Regions from separate parts of the Homo sapiens genome. Here regions 1, 2, 4, 5, 6 and 7 are each linked to region 3. Evidence: chromatin loops called from intact Hi-C (ENCODE). Cell type or tissue: PC-9. All regions are shown on one strand. Each heading gives the region's core, and the rest is flanking DNA. Links, peaks and the distances in the headings are about the cores only. Region 1 overlaps NET1 (neuroepithelial cell transforming 1). Region 2 has its middle 19 kb from the start of UCN3. Region 3 overlaps AKR1E2 (aldo-keto reductase family 1 member E2). Region 4 overlaps AKR1C1 (aldo-keto reductase family 1 member C1). Region 5 has its middle 22 kb from the start of AKR1C1. Region 6 holds the start of AKR1C3 (aldo-keto reductase family 1 member C3). Region 7 overlaps NET1 (neuroepithelial cell transforming 1).

Evidence for each region. Peaks named below come from ENCODE experiments on the same cell type or tissue, not always from the same donor. Only the 100,000 strongest peaks of a DNase experiment are listed, where the experiment ranks them.
Region 1: a loop joins it to region 3, with 26 times the contacts of the local background. A loop is called at or near these places in 63 of 110 quality-filtered maps.
Region 2: it touches region 3 in a loop (13-fold over the local background); 68 of 110 quality-filtered maps call a loop at or near these places.
Region 4: it touches region 3 in a loop (20-fold over the local background); 46 of 110 quality-filtered maps call a loop at or near these places.
Region 5: a loop joins it to region 3, with 7 times the contacts of the local background. A loop is called at or near these places in 19 of 110 quality-filtered maps.
Region 6: a loop joins it to region 3, with 24 times the contacts of the local background. A loop is called at or near these places in 89 of 110 quality-filtered maps.
Region 7: it touches region 3 in a loop (3-fold over the local background); 60 of 110 quality-filtered maps call a loop at or near these places.

The regions. Positions count from the first base shown.
Region 1 is chr10:5,431,450-5,435,991 of GRCh38, forward strand. All of the region lies in intron 3 of NET1 (neuroepithelial cell transforming 1), which reads left to right. Among named protein-coding and RNA genes, the nearest start is that of NET1, 21 kb to the left of the region's middle. In PC-9, for the core only: CTCF peaks have their summits at 2,755 (motif pointing left) and 2,973; no DNase peak of the experiment used is centred there; H3K27ac peaks cover 1,664 bases.
Region 2 is chr10:5,381,986-5,386,527 of GRCh38, forward strand. No RefSeq gene overlaps it. Among named protein-coding and RNA genes, the nearest start is that of UCN3, 19 kb to the left of the region's middle. RefSeq lists an enhancer at 3,084-3,702. In PC-9, for the core only: CTCF peaks have their summits at 2,221 (motif pointing left) and 2,426; a DNase peak (open chromatin) is centred at 2,216.
Region 3 is chr10:4,848,006-4,852,547 of GRCh38, forward strand. It overlaps AKR1E2 (aldo-keto reductase family 1 member E2), which reads left to right. Exons shown (of 10, transcript NM_001040177.3): 10 at 1-57. Among named protein-coding and RNA genes, the nearest start is that of AKR1E2, 24 kb to the left of the region's middle. RefSeq lists an enhancer at 1,692-1,986. In PC-9, for the core only: a CTCF peak has its summit at 1,831 (motif pointing right); a DNase peak (open chromatin) is centred at 1,816; H3K27ac peaks cover 2,023 bases.
Region 4 is chr10:4,980,236-4,984,777 of GRCh38, forward strand. AKR1C1 (aldo-keto reductase family 1 member C1) reads left to right here. Exons shown (of 9, transcript NM_001353.6): 9 at 1-3,048. Among named protein-coding and RNA genes, the nearest start is that of AKR1C1, 19 kb to the left of the region's middle. In PC-9, for the core only: a CTCF peak has its summit at 2,053 (motif pointing left); a DNase peak (open chromatin) is centred at 1,956; H3K27ac peaks cover 2,467 bases.
Region 5 is chr10:4,939,402-4,943,943 of GRCh38, forward strand. No RefSeq gene overlaps it. Among named protein-coding and RNA genes, the nearest start is that of AKR1C1, 22 kb to the right of the region's middle. RefSeq lists a cis regulatory region at 2,057-2,628. In PC-9, for the core only: no CTCF peak of the experiment used is centred there; DNase peaks (open chromatin) are centred at 570, 2,310 and 3,610; H3K4me3 peaks cover 669 bases; H3K27ac peaks cover 4,000 bases.
Region 6 is chr10:5,092,899-5,097,440 of GRCh38, forward strand. It overlaps AKR1C3 (aldo-keto reductase family 1 member C3), which reads left to right and starts at 1,516. Exons shown (of 9, transcript NM_003739.6): 1 at 1,516-1,630; 2 at 3,512-3,679; 3 at 4,536-4,542. The coding sequence starts at 1,547. It overlaps LOC124900291 (U8 small nucleolar RNA), which reads right to left and starts at 645; the gene lies at 510-645. RefSeq lists an enhancer at 1,359-1,653. In PC-9, for the core only: CTCF peaks have their summits at 1,937 (motif pointing left) and 2,143; DNase peaks (open chromatin) are centred at 1,473 and 1,863; H3K4me3 peaks cover 3,731 bases; H3K27ac peaks cover 3,872 bases.
Region 7 is chr10:5,448,136-5,452,677 of GRCh38, forward strand. It overlaps NET1 (neuroepithelial cell transforming 1), which reads left to right. Exons shown (of 12, transcript NM_001047160.3): 4 at 3,695-3,802; 5 at 4,223-4,390. Among named protein-coding and RNA genes, the nearest start is that of NET1, 38 kb to the left of the region's middle. In PC-9, for the core only: a CTCF peak has its summit at 1,874; a DNase peak (open chromatin) is centred at 1,836; H3K4me3 peaks cover 3,145 bases; H3K27ac peaks cover 3,582 bases.

The sequences.
Region 1 (4,542 bases), core at 406-4,405, 580 kb after region 3:
CTCAAAATGGATGCTCATTGCCTACATGCATTTTTTTCTTGGTGGTTGCAAAGTGATGACATGTCTTTATCAGACCTCTGTTTATTAACTGGAATACATCTGTAAAGAGAAAATTCACCTTGTCGGCCATTTGATTACTCTGAAGTTCTGATTTATAATAAAAGCAGAACAAGTGCTTGATTCTTTTCCTTTGTCAGTTTTCAACAATAACGAATTCTATTCATTAGCATTCTCTGAAAGTAAGTAATGATTTTTTTTTCTCCTTAGTATTATGAACTCATGCATATAAATACTTGTTTTACATGGATTCAGTTTTTTTTAAATTTTGTTTTGTAGAAAAGACAGGGTCTCACTATGTTGGCCAGGAAGGCCTCAAATTCCTAGTCTCAAGCAGTGCTCCTACCTCGGCCTCCCAAAGTGCTGGGATTACAGGCATGAGCCACCACGCCTGGCCTCATTTCAGTTATTCTTACTGATGCCTCACATATCTGTCTTTGGCTGTTGGATGCTGTTTCAGGATGGTTCCTGTGTCCTTTTGACATGACCTTTATCTCACATCTAGTGGCTTAATAGCCTCCTTGTCTTCTAGGATGACAAATTATTGCAGGTCCTATTTTTTTGCTCTATGCCTGGAATCAGTCATTTCTAAAAGGAGTCTGGTTGCTTTGGGAAATGGTAGAGGCTAAAATCTGGGCATTGGGAATACTCCCTTCTACTGGATTGGTCATTGTTGATAGGACTTTTTAATGAATAGAGCTAGGAGATAAATATAATTTTAGAAAAACAAAACAAAATATGAATTTATATTGAAATTTCAGATTCAAAGATAAAGGGATTTAACTTAATCTTATCAGTCTTACTATGTAGAGTTCCTTCAACTTCACCAAAAGTCCAGAGACATTGATTTAATTATGCATTTGATTTATACTACAGTTCAAAGACAACAGCTTGCATTATTATTGATTACTGAAAACGTTTTATGTTTTCTTGCATTTTTCAGCTTTGTTTAAACCTATAGGTTATAACATAGTAGGGATGTACAGTCAAATTACTGTGTTTTTAAATTATTACACTCACTTCTGTGTGTAATTACACCAACAGCTCATTTGGTTTTTAAAAAAAATTTTATTGTTTAAGAATTACTGCTTTTTAAATTTATCTTATAATTGTGTGACAGAATTATGTAGAATTTTGAAGTCATTCTACAGAGGATTCTTGTTCATATTCCTGACTCTTCTACCCTACTCACTCTTTCAGATGAAATCTTTTTTTTTTTTAATTTTATGGTTTATCCTTCCACTTTTAAAATATATAAGCAACTATATATATATAGTATTCCACTTTCTTGGATGAACTGTATGTAGCCTACTGTCTTTCTTAATGTTTTGTTTGTATGTTTGCTCTTTGCTTTGGTATATCTTTTGATATTTAGGTAGGTTTGTGTTTTTGTTCTAATGGTTCTTTATACTGATACCTTATGTAATACCTTTTGGGCTACTATAAATGGGTTAATTCCTATGAGCATTTAGTTAACTAGCACTTCTCCCTACCCTCTTTCTCTTCTGATTTGAAATACTATTGCTTGACTTGTAGTTAATGCATTTAAGGCAGTAAGTGAGCTTATTTTACTTTTCATGTACATTCACCACTTTCCTCCCATTTTTAAAAATAGTTTGTCAGAGCTTTTAGCCATTACGAGCTATACTGTAGACCCTGATAACCATCAGGTAGTCTTAGTTCTACTGGTAAATATATATTTAATTCTCAGCACCAGTCCTCATGTTGAGTCCTTTCTAGTTTTTTTGTTTGTTTGTTTTGGTTTCTGAAGCTCATTCTCTAGTACAGGGGTCAGCAACCATGACCCACAAGCCATATGTGACTGATCTCTCTATGTTTTGTTTATAGCTGCCTTCGTAAACACTGCAGTATCTGGGCTGAGCAGTTGTGACAGGAACCATAGGACCTGTAAAGCCAAAAGTATTGACTCTCTGGCCCTTCACAGAAAAAGTTTGCTGACCCCTGCCCTGGAGTTGAGTAGATTCTCAGGCAGTGTTCATGGTATTCCCCAAGTACTTGCATGTTGCATGTTCTTTTCAGTTTGTTTGCAACCTTTATACTTGAAGGTTCATTTGGACGGATATGAAACCCATGGCTCACCTTTTCTTTCATTGAGTATATTTAATATTTTACTCCATTGTGTTCTGGCATAAACTATGTCTTTTCAAAGTCATAATAAATGTGTAGTTTCAGGTCATCTTTTGTTTTAGGAACTTTTTTTTTCTTGAATTATACCTTTTGGTATTTATTGTATTTTGTTTCCCCTCTGTACCCTTTATATTATCTTGGATCTTCATCTTTTAAAATCTTTTCTATTTATTACTTTTTCTCAAAACTTTTTATCTTTTTATTTTTAAAGCCATCCTCCTTTTTTCCCTAATGCATTAAGCATTGTACTTTTCATTCTGAAATAATTTTTTTTATTTTTAATTCTTAGTTCTATCACCTCTCATTTCAATTCCTTCTCCAGTCACCTAATTTCTGAGTCTTATGTTTCTTCAGAGCTTCTGTAATTTTCTTAATTTACTTCACGCTGTAGAGACATGATTCTACTCCAGTCTGTGTTTCCTTATAATAGTTTTAAGTGGAATTCTTAATACTTCTGTCGCTCATTTTTCAGTGCAGTAAGTTTCCTGTATGGTGAGAGGAATAGGCCAGGATAGCCTTTTCAGCTTCATAACTCTAGAGCTCCCTCTTGTGTTGTGTTCACAAGGTGATTTTTCAAAGTATGGTTTCATCCTTTCTGAGATCTTTTCTGCTCCCTTTCTCTTTTATCTGGAACTTTTCTTGTCTTTGCTTCTGTTGCCCTGTTCTTCTCAGTCTGGAGTCTACTCCTAGGAGTTTTTCTAAAAGAAGTATCAGTTTCAAGAGTTTACATGGCCCAGACTGCTCTAACACCTATTTGCATGGCATTGTTCTTGTTCTCAGCCTGAGAACAAGATCCTTCAGAGCCTTTCCCAGATGAGGCTGCTATTCTGAGACTAGTATGCCATTGAGGCTTCAGGGGAGGTTGAAGGGATTCTCCTGTTCCCAGGGCCATCAGAAAAACCCCGTGCCTTCCCTCTGCCTCATCATACACAAATGCTGATACTTTGTGGGCCTCATAACTGTCTGGTTTGTCACTCTGCTCATATTTTGAGGTTTAAGGGGAATCTTTCTCTTTGTTGTGGATTTTATTTGTGGGTTTTCTTTTTTTTTTTTTTTGGTTATGCTAGTTGCTCTGTTTTTTTTTTTCTTTAAAAGTAAAGACCTGTCAAAGAATTAACTTATTAATGAGTTAACCAACATTATAGAAAAGCTGATCAAAGGACTAGGAAACACTGACATACACTAGTCACTGAAGGAAAGAATGGTGGACTGAGATTACCAAATTATATATAAAATATTAATATCCTCATCTGCATCTCTACCTACAAAATTTATTTGCATTGCTGTGAGTTTTCTACAGAGTTAACTTTTACTTTTTCAGAGCTATAGAAAAGCCTGCTCAGTACAAATAGTGAATCAAACAAAAGGCTTGAAGTTCTGATGATCCCAGTAGCATTAAGCTGTATTTATACTTTGAAAATAATGATTGGCTAAAACAGAGATACTCAACCCTGGCTGCAGATCAGAGTCACCTGAGGGTGGCTTGTGTAGCAGGAGAAGTGTGCTACGGGACCTATTCCAGACCAATTCCATATATGAATGGAGGAATAGGGGAGGAAATGAGGATAAGTGACATTGGGACCTAGGAACATTTGATTTTTCTTTTTATTTTTTAAAGATACCAGGTGATTCTCATGTATAGCTAGAGTTAAAAACTAGAATGTGACATTCTTAAAGTTATTCCTCCCTCCCCCTGATTTTTGCTTGGACTTACATCTAAATACAACAGTTTTTATGTAATAAGCTAAACATAATCTGTTAGTACAATTATTTGATGCCTGTTGCTAGGAGCCATTCTACTTTATATGCCTCCGTGCCTGAGATAGATAGATAGATAGATAGATAGATAGATAGATAGATAGATAGATAGATAGATAGACAGACAGACAGATAGATAGATAGATAGATAAAATAGATACTCCGTAAATATTGAATTAATGAATGAAATATTAATAATACAGGTCAAATGAATGACATAAGACCTTGGACTTACATAAGCATATAACATGATCATTGTATTACGTATTTGGACTTTGGATATCTTATATGAAGAATTTAATTCTGATGTCAATTGAATTTTCATGTTATGGATCATTAGCTATTTTGTCTTGAAGCTGTGATTGTTTATCAAATTTTTCTCTAGGTAAAATTTCAGCCTTGTCTTACTAGGCTGACTTACTTCTGTATTATATATACAATTATTCATTTTTAAAAGAACACAGTATTAGTTTTCCAAATGTGTTTCTCAGCTGTGTATGTTAGCAACTACAATCTTTCCTTTTTATTTTGATAGGAAGAGTCAAAAGTGACTGTTGACTTTGTTAATGTGAAATAACA
Region 2 (4,542 bases), core at 155-4,154, 530 kb after region 3:
GAATTGTCCGTGCATCTGTGTAGGGACAACCTCTGTGTCACACTCTAAGTTCCCATCCCCTCTCACCCACTTAAGACATGGATCCAACAACCTTTCTGTCTTCCTCCCACATCTTTGATGCCACCTCCCCCTCTGCATCATTCACACTAGCAAGCAAACCCATTTTTCTTTCTCCAATGCTAGAAACAATACTTTTTAAAAAATAAAAATGGAGACAGGGTCCCACTATGTTGCTCAGGCTGGTCTCAAACTCCTGGGCTCAAGCAATCTTCACGCATCCACCTCCCAAAGTGCTGGGATGACAGGTGTGAGCCACCGCACCCAGCCAACAACTCTTGACTTATCGCCTCTTCCAGAGAGTAGCACGTTACTCTGCCTTCTTTTACAGCAACGCTCTGACAATTTCTCTATACTCTCTTCTTTCTCTCTCCATTCAACCCCCATTAATCCGGCTTGCATCCCTATCATTCCACTGAACCCTCTCTTCAAGGTCAGCCTAAATCCAGCACCCAAGCCCCAGCCCTCACTCACATGACTTAGGAGTATCCTGTAACACATGGGACCACGACCATGACCTCCTCCTGGATAGACTTTTTTCCAACTGGGCTTCCAGGACACTCCACTGCTTTCCTTCTCCCTCCGTGGCTCCCCCTTCTAAATCTTCATTGCTGGTTCTGTTACCAGAAAGGGATCCTGATTCAGACCCCAATAGAGAGTTCTTGGATCTCATGCAGAAAAGAACCCAGGGCAAGTCCAAGGGCCAAAGCAAAGGAATTGAAAGAGCAACTACTCCATAGACAGAGTAGGATGGTCCCGAAAGTAAGAGGAGGAACCTGTCCCCCCTAGGTACAATGCTAGTTTATATATAGGACAAAAGAAGATTGGGGGGATGTCCCCTGCTACAAGGGTTTGTGATAAAGGATTAATTTTCTTAATTACTATTTTTTGCAAGAATCAATATTATTATATTTAAAGCAAACTTAGGCATGCTTCTGTTCTCAAGATATCAGGACATCAGGACACTCCCAAGTCTGAGTCTGTTTAGTAAATGTTATCAATCTGTTCCCTTAACCATAAACATCTTGAGGCCAGGAATACCCAACTTTCTGGGAGTCAGCCCAGCAAGTCCCAGCCTCATTTTCCTAGCGCTCACTCAGGATGGAGTCGGTCTGGTTTGAACTCCTCTAATAGTTCCTCTTACTAGTAATGTTCTCTCCTCAAATATCTGCTGCCTCCCTTGTCACTCCCTTGAAGTCCTTGTCAAAGCTGCTTTCTTTGGAGGCTACAATGCCCACTTTTTTGAAGCTGCAATCCATTCCCTCTTAGTGTCCTCTACTTTTCCCCAAGAGCACCTGCCATCTTTTAACCTGTGGTATAATTTACTACCTTATAGTGTTTATTGTCTTTCACTACAACATAAACTCCATGAGGACTGGGGTTTCTTCTGTTTTGTTCAATGCTGTGTCCCCCATGTCTGGAACTGTGACGAGCACGTGATGGGTGCTCAATAAATAATTGTAAGTGAATCCATTAAATAAGGATGTACTGAAGCTGCTGTGATAAGGAAGCTGTGCCAACTTGGCATTTCAAATACAGCGTTTATAATATTTAAGAGTGTTTGGCCTAATACAATCGTAGTCAGCCATGTAATTCCAATTTTAGAAGTGTAAATGTTGTCAATAAATTTACACTTGTGATCTTAAGTACAAATCTTAATCACTTGTAGACAGCTTTAGAACAGTGAAGAGTACTTAATTACCATAGGTATAGTTTAATTTATTAGATTTTTAAAGAATTATTTACAGTACTTGGGAAAGTTTGTCAAAACCCTCAAAAGAAAATAGAATATATTAAATTTATAGGCAACCTAAAATATTTAAGAGCATTTATCTAAGACTGTAAAAGAGACCCAAAATTCATGTGTATTCCCTTTAAAAGTGATTATACAAATTTTCTAGGCTTATGAATAATAAGATTCACAAGCTGAATGCAAAACCTTAAGAAAGACTGTGGTTATTATCTTTAGTAGATTATTAACTTTTAAAAACAAAAGAAAATCTATAAATAGTATTTTTCTCGATGCGTCAGTACTCATGTACACACACACACACACACACACACACACACACACACACACACACACACACACACACAACCTCTAGAGCATGAAAAACTCATCTCAACAGTGGATCAGTTATTTAAGGACTTCACTAGTGCCCTCCAGTGGCTGAACAGAGAAACAACACATGTACGTTGAAGAATAAATTTTATTTTATTTTACTTTATTTCTTTGAGACAGTCTTGTTTTGTTGCTCAGGCTGTAGCACAGTGGTGCAATCACGGCTCACTGCAGCCTCAACATCCTGGGCTCGTGTGGTCCTCCCACCTCATCCTCCCAAATAGTTGGGACCAAAGTTGCATGCCACGCCTGGCTAATTTTTTTTTTTTTTTTAAGCAGAGACAGGGTCTCACTATGTTGCCCAGGCTGGTCTCGAATTCCTGGGATCAAGTGATCCTCTCTCCTTGGCCTCCCAAAATGCTGGGATTATAGGCATGAGCCACTGCACCTGGCCAATAAATGTTAAATACTTAGTAAAAGCCTAATAAAAATGTAAGGCACTACGTAGGACATACACATTAAACATTTTTTTCATCAGTGAGTACTTACTACAAATTTTCAATGCAGTGAGACATTTCATGGTGTGTCTCCACTGTCCATAAACCCTGGGGTGGAGCAGACAGGTGCTCTGGGAGCTCAGAGAGGACACAAGGAGGAAGATTCTGGAAGTTTCATGGAGCAGGTAACAATAGAACTGGGCTCTAAAGTAGGAATTACATCTGCAGGAAATTAAAATATTTTACCCCAAAATATTTAACTTTTTTTTTTTTTTTTGAAACGGAGTCTTGCTCTGTCGCCTAGGCTGGAGTGCAGTGGCATGACCTTGGCTCACTGCAACCTCCGTCTCCTGGGTTCAAGCAATTATCCTGCCTCAGCCTCCCAAGTCGCTGGGATTACAGATGCCCACTACCATGCCCGGCTAATTTTTTTGTATTTTTAGTAGAGACGGAGGGGTCTCACCATCTTGGCCAGGCTGGTCTTGAACTCCTGACCTCATGATCCACCCGCCTCGGCCTCCCAAAGTGCTGGGATTACAGGTGTGAAACACTGCATCCAGCCATTTAACATTTTTTTTTAAAATGACTGCCACTAGGCCAGCAAATGGAAGTGGCCTTGCAAAGTTGGGGCTTTTGGGGGGAAATTTTGCATCTGTAGAGGATCTCTATGAATGCAGCCATAACCCCACCCCACTTCCTTTATCTTACCCAGATCCAGGAGAGGTTGGGATTCTGACCCTTGAAAGTCTAAAAGAAGCATTTACTATCTATTCTCTCTGAGGGAGACTTCATCTACATAACAAGGCCACCTGTGCTAGCCAAGCCTCTTCCTCTCTCCCTCTCATCAACAGTCTTGCCACTCAACTTCATTGACCAACATAACCTGTTTCTGGCCCTGCTCCGAGTCTGCCCTCTTTACTGTGGCCTCAAGATAGGACATAAGTTCCTGTACCTCTTTGGAAAGTTGTGTCAGAGGTGTTCAAACCAGAGCGACTCCATCTTGAGTGAGGGCTAGAAAATGAGGCTGGGACTTGCTGGGCTGCATTCCCAGAAAGTTAGATATTCGTAGTCTCTAGATGTTTATGGTCAAGGAAACAGATAATTAATGTTTACTAAATAGAGGCAGACTTAGGAGTGTCCTGATATCCCGATATCTTGAGAACAGAAGCATTCCTAATTTTCCTTTAATGATAATAATATCAATTTTTGCAAAATATAGTAATTAGAAAATTAATCCTTTATCACAAATCCTTGTAGCAGAGCATATCTCCCATGATGATTTAATATTATATATAAACAAGTATTATACCTAGGGTAGACAGGTTCCTCCTCTTACTTTCGGGACCATCCTCCTCTGTCTATGGAGTAGCCGCTCTTTCACCACTTTACTTTCTTAATAAACTTGCTTTTGCTTTGCCCTGTGGACTTACCCTGAATTGTTTTTTATGCGAGATCCAAGAACCTTCTCTTGAGGTCTGGATCAGGACCCCTTTCCGGTAACAGTTGAGTCTTCATCCTGAAGGCTCCCGTATATACACATTAAACAAATTTGTTTGCATTTTCTCCTGTTAATCAATCTGCCTCATGCCAGTGATTTTCCAGCAAACCTTGAGGGGACCAATGGCCGTGGCCCCCACACATCACATGATCATGGAGGAAAAAGGATATGCTGGGAAACGGGGGCAAGTCTGGTTGGAATGGAACGCACACAATGACAGTGAAGAATGGAAGAGAAGTTTGAGTCAGAGCTTGCTGGGACAGTCTCTGCGTGCCACACACAGGAGTTTGGGCCTTAGGTTCAGGCGATGGGGAATCATTAAAGCTTTGAGCGAAGGAGCAGGGTAATCCAAGCTGTGCTTCAGAAGGTTCAGTCGGAGAGTAGTGGGTCGGTTGGGTCAGGAAGACAAAACGAAAAGCAGAAGAGCA
Region 3 (4,542 bases), core at 299-4,298:
GGATAAGTCTGGGACACTGTTTCAGTTCAATAAAGAGGCTTTTTTCTTCCTTAAAAATCTGAATTTTAATTTCTTTTTTTTTTTTTTTTTGAGACAGAGTCTCACTATGTCACCCAGGCTGGAGTATAGTCAAGTGATCTCAGCTCACTGCAACCTCCGCCTCCTGGGCTTAAGTGATCCTCCTGCCTCAGCCCCCCAAGTAGCTGGTTAATTCCTAAATACTAGTTTTTAATACGGTCTTCTGATAAGTCAGATTATACCTGGGGAACCCCCATAGCGGAGATGAAATACAGCTCACTTTCTCACATCTGCTCATTCAGCCTGTTTAGATTCATGTATCAGAAGGAGGCCCTGCAGAGCATGGTGTTCACGCCCAGGCGTTGGTAGAGGGTGTGGGTTAATGGACTTCCTGTGGTCCAGACGCCATGATCCCTGTCTTTGCTGTCTGCTCAGTGAATCTGGCCTAGCTCCTGTGCCCTGGGATTCATACCGGATCTCCAGGGATATAACTTCTCAACTCACAGGCCCTTGGCTCCTATTCAAAATGAGTTAAGCCAGAAAGAAATTGATGTCTACTCCATGGTCTCTTCCCGCTTCTTGTGTCCCCCACATCAGCCTCCAAACAAGCCTCTCATTTCCTCCTCCCTCTGCATCAGGTTCAGGGAAGATATGGAGGTGTTGCCCAGTGGCTGAAGGGGACTGTTTGGGGACAGTTCCCCTCCACATCACTTCCCATTTTCACTCTATCACAAGCAGGCCAGCTGAGTCAGAGGTGTGGGTTCTGCAGATAAAAGTTGTGCTTTTCTAGCTCTGTGATCCTGAGCAGACTGCCTCACCTCCCAGCCTTCAGTGTCCTTGTCCACTCAGTGGAGGAATTGCAGCACCTCCCGGTTGTGGAGACAGCATCTGGCCCAAGTTATGTTCTAGGAAGAATGCATTGTTACTGCGACCAGTATCATTGCCATTGCCTCATTCCTCAGTTTCTCATCCACCTCCCTGCCCAGCCTTCCAGATGTGCAGGGATGTGTAGAAACCTTCTAGCTTGGCCTCAAGAGAGGACTTTGCTGCGGGTGTCACCAAAACGAAAAGACATGACTGGTGCAAGAGCTTCATGGGAGCCTCGCCCTAGTGGGGGTAGGATTGAGGGTGGGGTGTCATGGTTTGACCAAATTTCCAGGGAGAGTTTAATCAGAAGACTGTTTACAAAGGACTGAGGAAATGGGAGAGTCTCTTGACCTTCCTACGATCAGGCCCTGTCCACCACCATGGACCTTTAATTTTTCCATGTTCGTGACTCCTTATCATTCATTAGCTGTGTGACTTTGTGCAAATTACTTAACCTTTTAAACCTTTAAACTCTTTGTCACTGTCTACCTAGAGGTGTTAGGATTCAGTGGCATAGTGCCATGCAGCAGGTGACACAGTCATCTGCATGTAGCACTCTTGTGAACACATGCGTGTGTAGGTGTGTGACTTGTATTTTATCTCCCACAGAGTCAAAAATCTAACTGCTATTTTGTGAATTTTCCTTGTCACTTATACTTAAACCATTGTTCATTGACCTTAAAAGTAGAGAGTAGAATGGTGGTTACCAGAGGCTGGGGAGGGCAGGGGTGGATGGCTGATGAGGAGAGGTTGGTCAGCAAGGACACAGTTGCAGTTGGGAGGAATGAGTCTCAGCGCTCCATTGCACAGTAGCGTGAGTTGGTTAACAGTAATACGTCAGGTGTCTCACGATAGCTGGCCAATGAGGATCCACTACGTTATTTGCATTTCATGGATTTACTTCCAGCCGGCATGAAAACTGAGTGAAGCTGGCCACCAGGTGGCGCTGGGAAGCACTTAATGGTCCAGTGCATCTGCGGCTCTTAACAGGAGATGGCAGCCTTTTACTGTCTTTGATTTTAAGACCTCTTCAACTTTGTACAATCACAGTGAGGAAGGAAACAATGGATAGCAAAAATAGGCAAACACTGGGCAACTGCAAAGCTTAAAAAGTTTCACAGAAGTTACGCAGCCTCGTTCTTGAGCAGTATTTCCCAGTTCCCTTTTCAGATGGTAATTGATAACCCGGCCCCTCTTGTCTGTTCATTCTGAGTGGAGCTGACAAGCCCTCCCCTTCTTTGGTTCCCTGCTTTTCTCTAGGGAATGTGACTTCTGTGTAAGTTCTTCCCCACTCTGGGGCCTGGAGACCAAGGTCCACAGAGGAGGTGTAAACGTGTGCCCTTAAGGGACCCTCTGCGTCAAATGATTGTGGGCATCTCTCCTGACTTTAAGACTGGGAGATACTCAGATACTCGTTTCAGTAGCTGCTTCTCCTCATTGGCACTTTCGTATTTTATTTGAATGGAAAATCCAAGGATAAGTGGTAATCAAAGGCTTAAAAAGCTGGAAACAGATTCGGGAGGTGTGGATGGGCATCAAATGGGCATCAAGGAGCAAGAGACCTTGGGGAGGATGGCAGGGCCTCGCTGACTGATGGCAGTTTATGTTTGATTGTTTTGAGAAACTGCCAACTGTTTCCCAAAGTGCACAGGCTTACAGTCGCATCAGCAATGTGCGAGGTTCCGGTTTCTCCACACCCTCGCCAGCATTAGTTTTGGTCTGCCCCTGTTGTTGTTACAGCTGTTTTAGTGGGTGTTCAATGGTGTCTCATTGTGGATTTCATTACAATTCCTTACTGCCTAATGATCTGAGCATCTTTTCATGTGCTTATTGGCCATTTGTATGTCTTTGGTGAAATCCCCCATGGCATTCCTATGAGTTCACTGTGGGTGCCGCAGGGTGACTATGTGCACAATCTTGGAACTGTGCATTTAGACACTATTTATTAGTTCCCAACTTTAATCAATGATAAAATTCGCATTTTAGCACGTTTATTTCTCCATCTTTTCTCTTTCTTCCATTTCTCCTTTTCTTCACACAGACATCTAATATGCACCTTAAACTTTATGTGTCTAAAACAATGCTTCAAGCTCAACCCCAGCTCTCCAACAAGCTTTCTTTATTGTTATTCCTTAGTTATAAAGATGAGGGAGACTTGGTCTTGCCCTTAAACACCCAAGTTGAAATGGGAGAGGCACGCATGTGGAGGCGATCACAGAACAGTGACATGTGATGCGACCAGCTCTGGCTGGGTTTGGGCACATTTTCATTTTATATCATGAAATTGATCAAGACCCTGTGTCTTCATTGTGTTCCTTTTTCTTGTTATGCAGCATATTTTCACAGGACTGAATTCTTTTACGTATCCATACACTGGGGCAAATCAACTATCCAGACCTAGGTTAGCAACATTAGATGATGTGACATCCACCATACTGTGGTCATTGTCACTCCCGGTTGGATTCTGCTCTGGGCAGAGAGGGCTAATGGGCGTGACTCTAGGCCCAGTTTCCATAGCCTGGCAGTCCTCACTAGGAGGCTAGAGCTGGACTGGAAGCCTGTCTTCACCAACTGGTTTCTGGTACTTTGAACACATGGAGAACAAGGAAAACTACAATTTTTAATGTGCACTTCTGTCACGTATCGCCTCTGCCACTTAGAATTATATCCATGCTCCAACACCAATCCCTCCCTAACATTAGCTAGTACTAACTCGATGCTTTCTGTGTGCCAGGTACTATTCTATAAGTATGTTACAGGTTTTAACTGAATCTTCACAGAAAGGTAGGATTTACCATTATTTCTGTTTTATAAATGAAATAACCAAGGAATAGAGAAGTTAAGTAAATTACCCGCAAATACCCAGCTAGTAAAGTGATGTAAGTAGAATTTGACTCGGGAAATCTGGCTTCAGAGGCTGGGCTTTTAATTACATACCATGTGGGAAACAGTTAACTAGGTACTCTTTCTCTTGGAATTAATCTTTTTAAACTATGTAAATAAGAGGGTGAGACTTTTGGTGTTGATTCCCGAGAAGATAGGACACATTCCACCCCACAGGACTGGCATGTGGCCCAGTGACAGTGCCAGACCCTTTGAACACACAGCTCCGTTCCATGTGACGCCAGTGGAAAATCAAACATTTCTTGGCAGTATTGACGAGTATTTGGATGAAAGAAACAGAAGAGCTCATTAAACCTGCAAAACTCTATTCCAATGGTGACCAGCATTACTTCACCTGGGAAATCATTGAAAAACAATTACTGTGAGACTGGATTGGTGAGTCACACGAGTTCAAGCCATTATATGCTTAATTTACTTCCAGCCCTGATTTTAAACAGAGGCGGTATATTTAAATCAGAAGGAGATACGGAAACAGCAATTTCTTGGCTAGAAAAATCAGCATCTCTAGGGGGAAGTGGAAAATTCTCAAAGAGCTGAAGAGCATGAAAAAGGCTCCTTCTCTTGTCAAGATAGATCACGGCCCTCATTAGTGAAGAAGATTCTGCAGGCACAAAGGGCCCTGAACAAATGCTGGGCAACAACAGAAACTGTGGTGCGATTAATTCTTGTAAAATAATAAGACAGAAATAGCTCCATCAATGGAAGGAGAATACCGTTAGCTAGAGACTACCCAAAGGAAGAGAATCTCTGAAA
Region 4 (4,542 bases), core at 206-4,205, 130 kb after region 3:
AAATGAGAAGGGAATCCAAATGTCATTAAAAAAAAATCACGCCACCTCACAAAATGGTAACAGTGGATATAAAGGATAGAAAGCTATAAACCTGGTAGGAAAACATTGAAAATGGCACAAGTGACTCCTTCCCTGTCACCAATGACAGTCATGTGTTGCATAATGCCTGGGCTATCTTCTGAGAATGGCTTTGTTAGGCAACTGTGTCATGGTGGGGACATGATAGCATTAGAGAGAATTCTCTCAAACACTGTCATGGCCTTATCAACTATGCTTCTGTAATATTCTGAATCCTTCGCTGCCTTTCCAACAGTGTTTACAACGGTTTCCTAAGAAATGAAATCCATTTCACCAAACCACTTTTCTTGCTCATCCATAAGAAACACTTCTCCTTTGTTAAAATTACATCATGAGATTGCAAGCATTCAGTAACTTGCAAGCTCCAATTTGAATTCTAGTTGTCTTGCTATTTCCACCACATCTGCAATTACTTTCTCCACTGAAATCTTGCATTCCTCCAAGTCATCCAGGAGGGTTGAATTCACTTCTTTCAAACTCCTGTTCAAGTAAATGTTTTGCCCTCCTGTCACGAATCATGAATGTTTTTAATGGCATCTAGAATAGTAAATCTTTTTCAGAAGATTTTCAATTTTCTTTTCCCAGGTTCTTCAGACAAGTCACCATGGTAGCTGTAGACTTATGAAATGTATTTCCTGAACCATAAAACAAGAACATCAAAATTACTCTATGATCCATGGGAAACAGAATGCATGTTGTGTTAGCAGGCATGGAAAGAACAGTAATCTCTTTCAACCTCTGTAAGAGAGTTCTTGGTTGATTAGGTACCTTGTCGATAGGCAGTTCTAATTTCAAAGAACTTTTTCTTTTGCTGAGCAGTAAGTCTTAACAGTGGGCTTAAAATATTCAGTAAACCATTATTTAAGGAGATGTGGCTTAAATATCTAGGCTTTCTTGCTTTATTTATAGAACACTTACAGAGTAGATATAGATTAAATCTTAAGGACCCTAGGATTGTTAGAATAGTAAATGAACATCATATGTTGTAATATAGTTAGCCAGGGAGGGGAAAGATCTCTACAAGAAATAATTTTAAAAACTACTCAAAGAAATCAGAGATATCACAAAATGACAAAACAAGTACAGGGGCAGCAAAAGGTAACAGATGTCAACTATGAGATCTCATCAAGAACTAAGAAAATGGAGAAAAGTACCAGATGGCAGATGGGAGGCAGTGTGAGCATGCCTCTCCCACTTGGAGATTAGTGTGTAGAGATTTACATTGTGAATTTCTTTTCAAGAACCAATGCAGAGACTTAACAGATATATGAAAAAATTTCACATACACTCTGAAGAAGTCTCAGGCACAATCCTACTCCATGAAATAAGAAAAAACCATCACATCCCCAGATTCTGAGGGGAGAGAGTTCACTCCAGAGCATACATCCCCACTGGGGATCTGGAAATTCAGGCCACAAGAGAAGGCTTTGATCCTGTGCGGACAAGTGCCTTGAGCAGAATCCACAGGGGAGAGCTGGAAGTGCATGGCAGATATGAGCACAGAAGCTGGGTGTCCAGCCTTGTGGGCAGACCGGGAGGGATGTGGCCTGAAAGCCATGGTTATTATCTCAGCGTGTAAGCTGATGATCTGAGGCTGGTCAGAGTTCTGTGCGCAGACTGCCTGGATGTAAACCTGGCACTGTTAGCAGAGCACTGCATGAATGAAAGGAATGAAAATAGCCTTGCCAACTGCATAGGTGCTGGGTGAGGCTCACTGTGGGGGGCGCACGGCAAGCTATTCAACATTACGTACAGGCATTTGAGGTCGGGGCATGGAAAAATACTGAGGCAGTGTGTGTATGTTATTTGTGCTGAGAATGAAACTCCTTGACCTTGAAAACAGGACAGGGAGTGGTGTGTGTGCTGTGATAAGGAATGCTGAAAACGGTCTCCTGAGAATGCGGTTTGAGTGCTTTTACAAGGCCACAGGTGTCTCACGACCTGACCTCATAAAGCCATCTAGTGGATGTTTGTGGCTTAACAAGCCCCTTCAATAAGTACTTGGCGGAGGGATGCTGGGGGGACCTTCTTAGAAGAGCTGCGCCCCACCCCCCTCCCTGGACAGCCCAGCTACAATTGTCTGAGAACTCACTGCAAGCTGTAAGCGGCCCACTACTTCCCACTCCCTTTTTTGAACTCTTCTGTGCAGCAGAGGCAATTAAACTCTCCTCTGGAACATTACCCCAGCAGCCTGAGAACCACCCCTTGGCGCTCACAGGGGCTGCAGCCTGCCTTATCCAAGGACAGTTAGAGTGCAGACCCACCTAACCCTGGACCCACTGGTGGTACCCATCCACCCATCCTGGTAGCTTAACACAAAGATACACTTTTAGGAGCTTCATAGCCCCTCTTCCCCCATTGCCTGAGAAACCACTTTCCCTGGGCAACTTAGGGCAAGCTCAAATCCCACTGCTACCACCACAGCTGGTGCTCTTTTGCAAGTGCCACCTCCTAGCTGGAGACCAACCAGCACAGTCCACACAGCACCTCAAGGAAGAATAAATAGAACTGTTCCCAGGAAGGAGAAAATGCCTGCATGAGCTCAGCTGTTACCACTGCGTACCACACCCTGACCAGTCAGAGGTCTTGAGTCGGTCCGCATGACAAGTTCACCGCTCGCATAACCAGCATTCAAGAAAGCCAGCACACTAAGCCTATCTACAGCCAGGGAGTCTCAGAGTCTACGTCACTCCCCTGCCACCTCAATCAGAGCTGGTGCTGGTATCCACTGCTGGGAGACTTGTGCTGAGGTGAAGCCTGGGCTGGATGGCTGGAGGATGAAGAACTGCACGGAGGAGATGGAGGCACCCAGACAGATGCCCCATGGACATCCTGAAGCAGAGCTGCCTCACTGCCCTGCACACACATGAGAGCGCAGCCAGGAACAGAAGGACTGGGCAACATTCAGGCGGAGCCCAGGCCAATTTTCTAAACATGGAATATGAGTTAAATAAATGGCTTCGTATTAAAGCCTGTATGTTAAGAGGGTTTGCTTTATATCCCAAAGTATTAGTATAATCATGATCTCCTATGCATAAAAACAGGACAAACAACCCAATAAAAGAGTCAGAGAGTTAACAAGCGCTTCACAAAGATAAAACTCTAAGAGAATAAATATAAGAAGTATATACTATGTGAGTATATATGGAAAAGAAAGAAATTCACAATGATTTGGAGACTAAAGAACACCTAATTAAACTCCTTGTTTATGAAAATGAAGAAAAGGAGATGTCCCTGGCAGAGGGATACAAGGTAAATTGTCAACTCAATGCTGAAACCCAAATCTCTTGTTTGGGTCCCATCCTAATTCTCTCCACCCATGCTGTCTTTCCTGTGGTAAAGTGGAAAACCCTTATGATGAACACAAAGCATTTGTGCATAGAATATGCCAGGGAAAAGGAGATGGCCCAAGGGTGTCCTCAGAACCTTACAAGAAGCACATGTTTGAAGGACACTATGCAGGAGCCCTGAGGCCCACAGCCCCGCTCCTCACCTGCACGTTCTCTCTGATACGCTGCTCATTGTAGCTCTTGGCCAGGACCAAGAAAGGAGAGGAGGCTGATGGCATTCACCTGGAGAGTGCTTCTCCTGTGGGGGTGCAATCATCATGAATTGTTCCAGGAAGGCTCTCTATAGGTGCATCCACTCTGCGCTCCTGTGGGATAAGCCCCAGCTGTGTCTACAGTGGTGCACCAGCGGGGAACAAGGACTGCTTCTCCAGGACCTTTCTCAGTCACAGAAGCTGCCTGCCTGTTGGGGCAGAGGGGCAGGCTTTTCCTACTGCACCCAGCTCTGCAGTTGTTTGTCTGCTGCAAGAAATTTCCCAACAGTGGAAAGACCTGGGATTCAAGGGCTGCCATTCAGGTTTTTCTGTCCCACTGGTGTTCCCTTATGTGGTACTCTTTTCCCTACCCTCAAAATGGGACTTCGAGAGAGCTGGACTACAGTGATTGCTACTGCTCTTCTGGGCCTAGCCGCCCAGTGGGCTCCCAGACTCCAGGCTGGTGCTGGATTTGTTTGCAAAGGATCCAGTGATGTGACCTGTCGTCAAGTCTCCCAGCAGTGGACACCAGCACCAGCTCTGATTGAGGTAGCGGGGAGCAACGTAGACTCGGAGATGCCTTGGATGTAGGTAGGCTCAGTGTGCTGGCTTTCTTGAACACTGGTTATGTGAGCGGTGAACTTGTCATGCGGACCGACTCAAGACCTCTGATTGGCCAGGATGTGATACGCAGTGGTAATAGCTGAGCTCATGCAGGCATTTTCTCCTTCCTGGGAACAGTTCTATGTATTCCTTGAGGTGCTGTGTGGACTGTGCTGGTTGGTCTCCAGCTAGGAGGTGGCACTTGCAAAAGAGCACCAGCTGTGGTGGTAGCAGTGGGATTTGAGCTTGCCCTAAGTTGCCCAGGGAAAGTGGTTTCTCAGGCAATGGGGAAAGGGGGGGTATGAAGCTCCTAAAAGTGT
Region 5 (4,542 bases), core at 265-4,264, 91 kb after region 3:
AAGGAAGCAGAGTCAGGATTAGTGAACAATATTCAGAATTATGCTTAGTTGGATCCCTTCATGTAAGTTCTGAGAAACTGCTGGGTGATGCCCAGGCTGAAATATGTGCTGAGATCAGCAGCCTTCCCTTGAGCAAAGTAAAGGATTTTGTTTTTAACAACAAAACACATTTCTTGTGTACCCTGAGTGTTTCCCAGAGACTCTCATGACCTAGTGCTTACTATGGAGGAATGTTTTCATTCAGATGAAGGAAAGCTTTCCATCAATGCAAGCATTGTGACAAGTTGATAGCCATTGCAACCCAGCTGTCCCTCAGAATGAGTGTGTTCACTGGAGGAGGTGACAACATCTTCATCATATTAATGAAAGCAAATGTCTAGGTTTTTTAGCAAAAGCACGAACTCTGAAAGAAAGCATAGTTACACATTAACCAGCTTGCCCTGTAGCCCACTTCCATGTAACTTCTTACACTTTGGAATCATGTAGTCCCTATCACAAGGTCCTAACCTCATAGATAACATCTCAAACAGTAGGAAATCTCACGTTTTCCACTCGAGATATTTTCTGCATCATGCATTATAACAGTTCTACAGATGCCATCCAATCTACAGCCCCCTCCGAGGAACTGACTCAGCCCCACAATGCAGTTACCACATCCTTAGGCTTTCATAGTCCACACCCTGGCCAGTCAGCACCCCGCCCTGCTCCTCAGCCCCCTGCCTGCCAAAATTCCCTTGAAACCCCTGTCTAAAACTCCTCAGGGCAGTGAATTCGAAGTTTCCTCCTATCTCCTCATTTGTTTGCCTTCAAGTATTAAATCCCTTCTCTGCTCAACAGCCGCTATTTCTGTGTGTTGATCAGTTACTGTACAATGAGCACAAACACGGGGATCTTGTACAGAGGCTTGTCCTGTCAGGTTTCCACTGGAAAGCTGCCATAAGCCCAAGGAGAAAGTGAGGCACAGACAGCGTCTTCCTCAACTTCCTTCCAGAGGATCGCACTACACACCCAACAGCAGGCTCTCAGAAGTCTTAACATATAAAAACGTAGTAGATAGGTAAATAGACTTGCAGAAGGATAGGTTTTCCTCCCCTCAATTCTTAACATATTCACCCTCACTCATGCACATTCTCATGTACAGTTTCCCAGTTACCCTCCCTAATCAGATGCTCTTACCAAACTGTGTCCTGTGTCCGGCTGTGTGCAGTTGGGGGTGAAGGGAAGGGAGGAAGGAAAGACAAGAGACTTGGCCCTGATGGTCCTCAGTCGTGGGGAGACCAATCTTAGGCCATGCACTATTCCTTCATTGCCATTGTCAGGGCCATGTTTGCTACTTCTGGGACTGGGTTTTATTACTTTCCTTCACCTTTTCTGCTTTGCATGGGAAATGCAGATACCCATGTAGGCACAAAAGGGCATTTTCTTCCCTCTCTCTTCTGAAGTTTTGATAATTAGAGTGTATAAAACAAACTGACAAGTGAAAGGTTAATATAAAAAGACAGCAAATTTGTATATATGTACATGGACATCAGATTCCTGCCAATAAGAGACTCCAGGGTGGTCCTGATGACAGAGGGTTTCATCACATCCTGAGGCTACAGAGAGAACAGGGGCTTGGGGTCTCTGGGGGAGGTGGAGTCTCAGGTAATGGGGGAGTGGAAGAGGCACACATGGTGAGCCAAGGCTGTCCCCACATAGATGTGAGCCTCTCAGGGGCTCGCCAAGCTGACCTCAAGAAGGTAGGTGGCGGCCTGTGGAGAAGCTTCTCAGTCAGACCTTTAAAGTGTCAGGATCTTAGTCTGTTTTTCCTGGAAGTTAATCTTTCCTTGATCCAATAAGGCATATAAAGGGGTCCTCAGAGAAAGGCTTTTACCCTCTGTTCACTTCACTAATGTACATTTCCTCAGCACTTACAAATCTCTGCGAGAGAAGAAAGCTTTTCAGGTCTATTTGTGTGTCAGCAGCCTCTCTGAATTGTGACCCCTCTGAATAGCCACATAAAATATGCCAAAAAAGTACATTTTGAGTGGCACATTTTGCTTTCCTTCGCCCTGTATAACACGTCTTAAAAACAAGAGTGTACCATGAGGTCCACAGCCGGTGGCCCCACTCCTGCCTCCTGAACAAAAGCTTCAACAAAAGGGATAATTTAAAAATGAGCAGCTCTATTTCATGGGCCACTTTCCAACCACCTGGCACTAAAGTAAAAGACCGGTGCAACTCAGAACAGGTACAATGATCCAGGCTTGTGACTGGCAGGTCTAGAATGCCATAGAAGTCCCCTAGTCACTGTGAGTCAGCAAGATTTTCCAGAGAAGGAGGTTGGAGATAACACTATGGAATCACTTTTAGAGGATCACGCCTGGTGGATGTGAGTGCCTTATTGAGGGGTGGGGTAGAGCAGACTTTTCTGACACGTGAAAGCAAATGGGCCTGCTCCACCCTTCAGTGCAAACCAGCCATCTGAAGCTGCTCTTATTTAATCATAGGGAAACAGTCACTTGCTTCAGTAGAAAACATTTTCAACTTACTCTACTATCGCATAAAGCAAAGGCATACAGTTGAAACCACTTGTGCTTTTAACATTTCTGGACCCTCCTATACCTATGAATAAATTTAAATGACTTGCTTATTCCAAATGAAATCCCTATGTTATTTAGGAAACATGTTTAGGAAAATACTGGACTGGAGAGAAAAACAACTCACAAAGAGTCCTGTACTCTTCCGGTGACCTACTTCACATTTAGAAGTTTGGTTAGTTTTTATGCCAGTCAAAACATCCTGCCATGTAACTATGGAGCATGTTCAGTAAAATCAAATGTTTTGCCCACACAGACAATAAAAATGAACTTTAATGTTTTTTGCCTTGGTCTTCAAAAATGCACCCAAAGGAGAAACACTGCATTTCCCAAACAGGACAAAGTGATTTGGTGCCAATCTCTTAAGAATGAAGAATGAAGTGTTTAGCTAGTTTGAGAGTCAAGAAAAATTGAGAAATGCAGAACTCAAGTTTCACACTAGAATATCGTTGTTACAAGTAACAGGAGGAAAGAAAAACCCATAGTCTTGGCATTACCCATCATTTTTTAGGGAATTTTCTATACCTTCTCTGTATATTGATTTTTCAACCTTGGATGCCAAGAAGGTATAAAATCCCATGTCCAGGCATCAGTACACACCCTCTTCTCTCAATGAGAGAAAAATACCTAGGACTTGTGGGGATACAAGGAACCCTTTGGCCAAGTGATTAGTCTTTGGTCCTTAACACTCAGCCTAGTACATTTTGGGCTGGGAGAGGGGAGGTGGAAAAATGGGGAATATTAACCTCACGACTAAACAAACACTAATGTTCCTTAGTGGAAAAAAGGTTATCCTGTTGAACCAGCAAAATGACTAGAGGTTTCTGCAAACGGCTAGAGGTTTCTGCAGACATTCTAGTTCATCAAAATATTTTAATTAATTTTAATAATCTTAGCGAGGTGCTAAAAGAGGGACCCTAATGGGATGTGAGACAAACACAAAGAGATTTTAGTTTTATGAAAAGCAAACTCTATGACTTCACAAACTAGATTTTGTATTAAGGTCGCAATGTAGCCAAGTAATTCTGGGCATGACTGTTTAAAACAGGAATGTGAAACCAGAGAAAGGCAGCCCTCCTTTGGCTGGGCGATGGCATAGCAGACCAGGAACTTTCCCCCACATGGTGCTCTATACAGGACAGGGGTGAATCAGCTCAGCTACACCATGTGCCTTAGAGACTCTGAACATGAGACATGTGGAAAAAGACCCTAAAAAATAATTACAGGCAGAATGCAGGAAAAACAGCCAGATGGCCAGGCATGGTGGCTCATACCAGTAATTCCAGCACTTTGGGAGGCTGAGCCAGGAGGATCTCTTCAGCTCAGACCAATCTGGAAAACACCTTGAGAACTCATCTCTGCTAAAAAGAAAAAATTTTAAAAATTAGCTGGGTGTAGTGGCACCTGTCTGTAGTCTCAGCTACTTGGGAGGCTGAAGTAGAAGGATTGCTTGAACCCAGGAGGTCAAGGCTGCAGGGCATTGTGATTGCACCATTGCACTTAAATCTTGGCAAAATTTTTTACAGTGGCAACACAGGTTATGGGATGGAGAGAAGAACAAGCCTGGCTAGCAAAAGAGGTTTCATTATTTAGATGAAATCTCCCAGGAAGCAGCCCTCAGAGAGAACAGCTGAGAAATGTTTTTCTTTAGACCTTTAAAGGTATCAGATTCTCAGTTAATCTTTCTTCTATCCAAGGGAGATTCTCAGAGAAAGCCCAGCTGTAACAATGCAAATTTTCTCTACAGATGCAAGTATTTCCCACTAAAGACAGCTTTTTGTCCCTTCTAATATTTCCTGCTTTTCTGAATAGCTGTCTTGAAATGTGTCAAATAAATGTATTTTAGTGTAAAATGTTTTGGTTCCCTTGAAGCTCAACTTTGAGTCCAACTAAGACAAGAGGGGATTTATAACCATAGAGCACGGTGAGGTCAGAGGAGAAAAATTACTAAGAGAAAGCACCC
Region 6 (4,542 bases), core at 353-4,352, 240 kb after region 3:
AGACATTTTTCTAACTCTATATAGATTTGTTCTGTGTCATGACGATTATCAACTAATATGCTTGGTATGTTCTTAGTCTTAGCATAAGCCCAACATAAAACCCTAAGGCCTTGTCAGCAATTTTCTGAACTTGTATCTGCCTGGACTGTGTGTGCCCATTAGTAGTTCCCCCAAATACCTACTGGCTTTTGAATAGCTTACTATTTCAAAAATTCACACCCCAGCTTCCCCTCAATGGGTTAGACGGACTATTGCACGTCTCTTCCCCTAATCTCTTGCCCTTGGCATCATACTACATTTCTACTCAGCACCCCCATAAATAAATAAGTTTATTTTAGTCAATTTCAGATCACTTCTTGACGCGTCCATGAGACAAGTAGGGGCCTTTTGATCCACCATATTGCTGAAATCACTCTGTAAAAGCTTTCAATGATTTTATATTATATTGTATCAATGTATAATAATTAACTTATTTCTCAACTTACTTTTTGGTTATTATTTGAGGAAAAGTAAATAGAACGAAATCAGGGCATTGCAAGTTCTGACAACTCCAAGATGTTGATAATGTATTGTGCAAACTACATTCATCATGTTCTAATCTGCCCTCCAAAGGAAGGAACAAGTGAAAACTATCCCACATGAGAATTATTCATCCATTTATATGTAATTAATTTCCAGTTTTTCCTTACAAATAATGTTTAACAAGATGACAGATTATATAAAATGGTTATCAGTTTTTTGGCTAGTTACTTCTTGATAGTCTGTAATAAACCTGGTTGAAGAACAAATACTATTAAGGCACTGCTTGCATATATTAAATGATGTCCAAACTCCAAAAACTGTTAATAATTAACACTCCAATAAAAACTACACCAGAATTTCTTTTTATTTGCACCCTCATCAGGATTACAGCTTTATCAGGACTGCATCTTCTTCAGAAATGAATATTTCTCTTACAACGCAAAGAAAGAAAAATCAAAATAAATTTTCTGATTGAAAATGTAAAAAGGCAAATATTTTTACAGTTTTAACTTTAATTTTTTATTGAGGACCAACTATTTGAAAAATTCTCATTAGTCATTCCTTTAAATTATGTGTATGTGAGAGAAAGACGTAAGATGGTTAATTATTTCAAATGATGCAGTATAAAGAAGGGGCATTATCACGGCAGAAACGAAAAAAGATATTTGTAGCTGGAGGTTTTTATAGTCTAACATATGGTTGCTATTTGTTCTACAAATCCTTTTGAATAATTTAATATAGAGATTTAGAATAGAAAATAATACTTTAGATAGAAATTAATGAGTTTATTATAACCATATATTATAATAATTTACTTAGGAATTCTCTTTGATAAGAAACAAATGAACTGAATGCAATTTTCTCCACAGACCATATAAGACTGCCTATGTACCTCCTCCTACATGCCATTGGTTAACCATCAGTCAGTTTGCAGGGGTGGGGGGAGGGGTTTCCTGCCCATTGTTTTTGTAATCTCTGAGGAGAAGCAGCAGCAAACATTTGCTAGTCAGACAAGTGACAGGGAATGGATTCCAAACACCAGTGTGTAAAGCTAAATGATGGCCACTTCATGCCTGTATTGGGATTTGGCACCTATGCACCTCCAGAGGTAAGAATAATTCCTTTTAGTTTTCGGATTTCAAAAGAATAAACCTAGTAGAAGTGAAACCCGTATTGGGTTGTAAGGTTCGTGTTCCTACCTTACTCTGGATGACTCACTGGTCTAGGTTTCCTAGGCTAGGAGAAAAAAGTAGGCAATCCTTGTTCTGCATTGAGGTCCATTCCTATGGTCACGTACTGCTTATTTTTCGTTTGTGCACTGTTTCTTTCTTCTGTTCATGTCTAGTTCCCAGCTTGGCAGAATATGTAAAACTCAGTATTGAAGAACACTGTTGGTCATCTCCCTCTGGTGGAGATTAATTGCAATAGGAGTGATTTCTCTGTTTCTACAACTGAAGAAATCTTTCCATCTTCCAAGAACATACGATCCAGAGAAATACTTATAGCAAAAATTACTGGATATGGTGTGCACAAAACTGTCGGCAGAGTATCACTGTTCTGATGGGCGGCAGTGAGTGCCACCCAGTATTACCGGACCTGGACTAGAGTTTCCACTGTACTATTTCACTTTTAAAAAGAACTTCCTGAAAGAAAAAAATACCACCTCATTTTAAGTAAAATCTAGAACCTAACAAAGGAAAGTCTAAATTCTTAGTCCTTTTTTGTATGCATCATATTTGTATCAAAGTGGTAGGAGTGGTCTTCTGACACAAAAATGAACAAAATGGAGACCTCATTTTCTAGATAGAACTTGTATTCCAAGACTGTCCTCAGGCTACTAAGTGTGTGAATAGGAACTAATTATTGAAATTTGAGTCTCTCACTTTATCGATAAGTTGTGATGATCTACAAGGATACATTTTCTAGACCAGTGACAAAAGTGGTTTAATTTTTAATATAAATTGGCATGGGCAGGAAATGAAAATAACGACACAACTGAAGCTCCAGCCTTGGTAAACCTTTGAGTGTTGGCACACTTAAAGACTGCTCTCAAAAAAGATTTAAAAAAAAAAAAAAAGACTGTTCTCAGGAGATGGCGGGGAGACCGTTATCTAGTTCCTTGTAATTTCAACGAAACAAGAAAGCTTCTTTAAATACATGTAAAAATGAAAACAGTTTATTTATATTTTTGTCATTAAAAAATACCTTTCAAATCTTTATCCAAATTTGGTCAATAAGTCAGTAATTTTAAATTTCACTGGAATTCTGTCTTTCCTGAAAGAGATAGCCTTATTTTTTATGGCAGAACTGTACCTTAGTAAATTCTTAACAGATTTCAGTGAATTTTTAATGTACAAATCGATATCCTCAGAGTATACATCTTTACCCCTAGTGTTCAGTTCTGTTGTGTAGCCAGAATGACTATGCAGAAAAGACTTAATAGACTACTATTCACAGATGCTTTATTTCCCAAGTGAACCCTAGTTGGGTCGATGTAACTAGCATCCAGTCAAAATCTCAAGAACTGAGACACCAAAGAACATCTCTTGTAGACAGCATTTCCCAAATACGATGTTGGAGGAAGTCTGAGTGAGCATTCTGTGTAATATCACTGGGAGAGAACTCATATGAGCTTGCACCGTTTCCCTTCTATACTCCATGTGATTTTTACCATGTATAATATCACTATATTAAAAATAATTAGGACTATTTCAGTCATGTTAACTTTTCCAACAAATCACTGAATCTGAGGGTGTTATTTGGTACCTCCATAACAGTGATCAACCAGAGATTGCCTGAGACTGAAGGTGTTTCTGGGATGCTCAACCTTTATTACTAACCAGGAAAGACTCAGGCAAACTGAGATGGACTTTTCACCCCACATACAGACAGGAGGAAAAGCTGATTCTTGTATAAAAGTCAATGCTTGTGCCTGAACTACCTCTCAGCCACAGTGATCACCAGATACTACCTTTGGTTGCTCCTCCAGGTTCCGAGAAGTAAAGCTTTGGAGGTCACAAAATTAGCAATAGAAGCTGGGTTCCGCCATATAGATTCTGCTCATTTATACAATAATGAGGAGCAGGTTGGACTGGCCATCCGAAGCAAGATTGCAGATGGCAGTGTGAAGAGAGAAGACATATTCTACACTTCAAAGGTACTGTGTCTATGATGAGCTTGTGTGCACATGTATTTATTGTGATTGTGTGGAGATGACAATTCTATGACTGGATGAGTAGTTGTGGGTGAATTTTGCTTCTGGGTTCAAATTTATTCACACATACTCACATACTAAAACTGAAATCAAAATCAAGGAATGATGATCACTTTTCATTTTGGCTGTGTTCCAATTTATGACCTGAAAGTCCCTTTACTTTTTTGAGCTTCAGCTGAGATCAGTGTGATTTGACATGTGCTATAGAATCACAGAGAACAATAATCATGTTATGGTTTTTCTTATCGCCTGGGTGATTTTCTAAGATTTCTTATTATTCTCTCAATTGCTATCTTTATCAGTGAGATAGAAAGCAATATAAGAAAGCTCTGGGAGTATTAAATAATAGACACTTAAATTGTCCTAAATTGTGTCCAGCATAGTGAGCATGTTCAAAACTTGTTTTACCCCCCTTTTATGTTGCTTTAGTTTCTAAGCAACATAAATAGCTATTCTTAAGCATTGGGTTGAATGGATAGAAGAATTAGACTGTTAAAATGAGTTGTAAACTCTACTGAAGATAATTCAGGTAACATCATAGTTATTACTTAATACTAATCTTTACATTTTAAGAATTTACTCCTATCATTCAGTAGATGTACAAACTATACATCCAACGTATAATAAAGTTTATAAGGATAGGTCAGAGCCAAAGGAATCATGAGAAGGAAGAGAATATGTTTGCCAGTGGTCATAAATTTTGAAGCAGTAGGAAAATATCTAAATACTAGATGGCACAAAGTAATAAGATTTGCTCAAGCATTCATTCAAAATCACCTCCATTCTTTAACCTCTGCAGCTTTGGT
Region 7 (4,542 bases), core at 153-4,152, 600 kb after region 3:
TTATTTAACTATTATAACCCAAAGGAATAGACCCAGGTGCATACTATTTTTTTTATTCAGTGTCTTGATATGATTGGTTATAGAAGAGACCCTCCTAAAATATGTTCTCTAACTGGCATCATTAGAAGAAAAAGCCTTTCTACAGAATGCTGACTTCTCAACAGGATTTTTCCATGTCGTTGCAGTTAGCTGTAAGGCATAACCTGAAAAATACTTTAACTTATTCTCAACAATTTTCTGTTTATAGATGTCGAGAAATTTTTAAGGCATAAAATCTAACTACAAGTGGATTACTAACATTAATTAATACCCTGATCTGTGGACAGATTGCCTATAATAATGTATGTGACTGCCTGGCTAACCTAGTCTGATTAAAAATTAACCTAAATTGACAACATAAACTTATGTTAGAGAGTGTTGGACTTTTTTTCCCTCCAAGTGAACTTTAGCCCTGGTGAAAGGTTCCCTGCAGCAGAAAATTCATTGAGCATGTAAAGCTTGTTGGCATTTTTTTGTTTATTCCCATGGATTTTTGGATTTTTTTTTTTTTTTTTGAGGAGAGTAAGGTTCCAGTATTCGTATCTGTTCTTTAAGCTTCTTGAATTTGCCATAACGTGTTTCCAGGACTCCAAAGTAAAAAATAAACAATCCTAGCAGTGGAACTATGGGTGCCTTCCATTTGGTGGTGGTGAGATAGAAAGCGCCTGTTCCACTCCCCCTTCATCACCTCCAAATGCTGTGTCTGGCCTATCTAAATATTGTATTAGGAATCTGTTTTGTGACTGCAAATATTTAGGTTCTTAATAGTCAAATCAAGATTATTAAGATAGTTCATGTGGACCTCTAAAGAAAACTACTTTTGGTTTCGGCTCACATGGGCCAATTTCTGACGTGTATTCCGAAAGACACAAATTTTTGTCCCAATCTTTTAGGTGGCCTGTGAATGCCTAAACCATGTCACTTTTCCACAGAAGTTTCATGTATGAGTCTGTTTTCAAATAGTATATGTATCCTGAAATTAGTAGCAGCATTATACCTTTACATTTCATAATCACACTTTTCGTTATTTTAGTCATTAAAATTGTTCATACTTTTAAAATATATATACTAAAAGTTTGTTTTGTATTTGCCAAACATTCTTCATGTATGTCCTTTGAGTGAGGCAGGAAAGTTATCCACCATCATCCCCAAAAGCATGTGAAAAAGTGCAAAGTGCCCTCCTCCTTTCTCTCCCTCTCCCAACCTGTATTTCCTGAGTAAGCATCATACTTCCCAAGACATCCTAGATTTGATAAACTCTGAAAAGCAGCATTTCCTTTGTGGAGAAGTGGGATTATAGTTGGATTTTTAAAGGACTGTGGAACATATTTAACCACCAAATACCACTTGGCATAATATGCTGCCACCCTAAAGAGACCACATCAACAAAACCCGTGTTCGTTTCAGAAGTATGCTTTAGATATATTTACATTCACTTATCTAAATCTAAATTCTGTAGTTTTAAAATATCACATAATTTTGAGTTACCAGGAAGTTAGTAGTTGTACAGTAACTGGTCCTATAAAGATAATAAATTTTTATCATTAATTTGATTTTATGTGATAAAATAGATATCAAAAATTTATTTCCTGCTAACAAAATTTTCCTTTCATATTCACTGGGAAAAGCACCTTTCCAAAGACCTTTTAAGTTGAAATTAAATATTATATTTTCTGGGAAGTCAAATTTGTTATGCATGAAACAAGGAAGAGGAGTTAACCTCTGTTCCCAAAAAGCGGAACAGAACTTTCTGACAACTGCTTTGTTCCAGTGAAATGTCGGCATTTCTTACTCTGTGAGGTAATTCTATCTTCAGTCCAACAGGAGACTCTTTGTGCTGTCTTTACTAAATGGAAAGGAATGCCTGTGCTGGCCCCTGCACACGCGTGTGTCAGTCAGTCAGCACAGATGTACGTGGGGGAGGCATCCACACATGTCCTCAGAAGCACAGCGTGTGCCATCTTATTACATATCGCGAAGGTTTCTTTTGCAGTTAGTTTATATTCAAAGTTTTACTTTGGAGTTGATTATTTGGTATGAGGGGTTGATCTACAACTCTGCCTCTTAAAGCCTTCAGATTTCCAAATTCTTTCATTATCTACCAAGTTTCCTTAATAGTTCACATTCCTTTCTGATACATATGTATACATTTAGGAGCTTTAATGAGTCTAATTGTTTCTTTGGATATTCAAATTATTTACATTTCTTTCCAAATAATGTTAACTTTTCCTATCAGTTTATTCTTAAATAATTAATTAAAAAAAATTTTTTTTTACCCAAACCAAAAATGGTCAATATAGTCTTCAGTTGTTTAAAGGCATTATTTTTACTCATTTTCTACACCCCTTCCTTTTTATATTACTTTAGTCATGTCAAAGAATTTTTAGAAAAAGTTGCTTCTTCTGTTATTTTTAAATGATGTCTTATTTTTCAGTGATAATTTTAATATAATTTTAAATTATATATCCTCCTGGATTCTCATCAAAATTATTTTGTCAAGTATGCCACAATTGTCAGAAGCACAAAATACAAATAGTTATGCTCCATAGACATAAAGAATAGACCTGCTAGTTTTATGATCTGGCATTCTTCATTTCAGTAACTGTGTGAGTCACCTACTGGTATGCCTCCATTTTTCTAGCGATAAAATTAGAATAATGCAATTTTTGTAAAGTTTCAAAATCCTTGAATAAGTGATGTGTTTGCTATATTATTATTTAAAAGCAATAACATGTAGAATCATAACTATTTCTTCTCGATTTGTATATATCTTTCCTTTAAGTTAATAAATTACTGTTTGAGAGAGGATCTAATTTATCTATGAATCCCAGTGTTTATGTAGTAAATGGAAATATTCCTAAAATCTGTTAGTAATAGCTCAAACTGAGTATGTGCCAGGCACTGTTTCAAGCCATATTATTCATTTAATCTTCACAACAACTTCATAAGAGAAGTGCTACTTTTAGCCCCATTTTATAGATGAGAAAACTGATGCCAAGGGTGTGCCCTAGCAAGTGGTAGAGCCGGGATTTGTGCCCAGTCAGATTTCAGAGCCTGGGTGCTCTTTTAACTCCTCCCTGCCTTGGCTTCAATATTTTTCAGCCCATTCCAGTGTCAGACATGTTGATTGAAAGGTTGTATTTTCTAACGGAAGTAGTTAAGAATGAAATGATACAATGTCTGAGATTTGCTTTAAAACATTTAAGTAGGGACAAAAATGAAACAAATTGTTATACCAGACACTGTGGAGGCCCCTCGATAGACACATGGGATCCATTATGCCATTCTCCACTTTCATGTATGTTCGAAAATTTTCATAACAATAAGGCTTTTTTTTAAAAAAAAAAAAAGTTATTCCCTGCATTAAACTGAAAAGTTCATTAGATTTTAGGATGTAATTTCCTTGTTTGAATTTTAATTTTTTCCCCTATTGGAAATATTTGACTGGCCTTTCTTACACACTTATTTTTTGAAAAGTTACTGCTACTCAATAGAGTTCTTATTGTTTTGACAATGAAGAACAACTCTTACTTTCATGTTTCTGTATTTTATAATGTACAAAAATTGTTTTGTGAGAGGGCTTTACTTTGTCCAAGTTTGTATGAAATCATTGCACCTAGACATATATTTAGTGTCATCTGGTTTGTTTTTATAGGAGCCAAGCAATAAAAGAGTTCGACCTCTGGCTCGTGTCACGTCCTTGGCAAATTTAATCTCTCCTGTAAGAAATGGAGCTGTCAGACGTTTTGGTCAAACAATACAGGTAAAAAGAGAGGAGGAAGAGTAATGTAGTCAGCGGACTTTATAGAAGCCTGGAATTTGTAGTTGTCTTTGAGCTGTACAAACAAGTTTGCATTATTATATTTAAACATAGTTTTCTTTTTGGAATATGCTAGTAAGGAATATTGTTCCAGAACAATGTGTAGCCTCATTATATTAATTTGCATCTTATATTAATTTGCATCTTATAATGCATAGTCTTGGCTAGTTTTTATTCCCAAAAATGTAATTTTAGCTGATAAATATTTAAGATTGGTAGGTGGAAACTTGGATAAATTATTGTTTTCTGCATTGAGAAATTCTCAGAACTTTGTCTTTCTTCACTTTAAAAAAAAAGAAAATGGGAATAATTCTATTTCTTCCAAATCTTATTTTCTCTTTTGTTCACCTTTTCTTTTTTAAGTCATTTACCCTTCGTGGTGACCACAGATCCCCAGCCTCTGCCCAGAAGTTTTCTAGCAGGTCAACAGTCCCAACACCCGCCAAGAGAAGGAGCAGTGCACTGTGGTCAGAGATGCTGGACATCACCATGAAGGAGTCTCTCACCACCAGGGAGATCAGACGGCAGGAGGTATGCTGGCACTCAGTGTACATGTTTTCCCAAAAGAACAGCAAATTGATGCCGATGGCAAAATTAACTTGGATTTTTGTGTTTGAGCAACAATTCCTAATACATGGTGAACAAAACCTAATGATGGATGGTGGTCAAATTAAACAACTCTA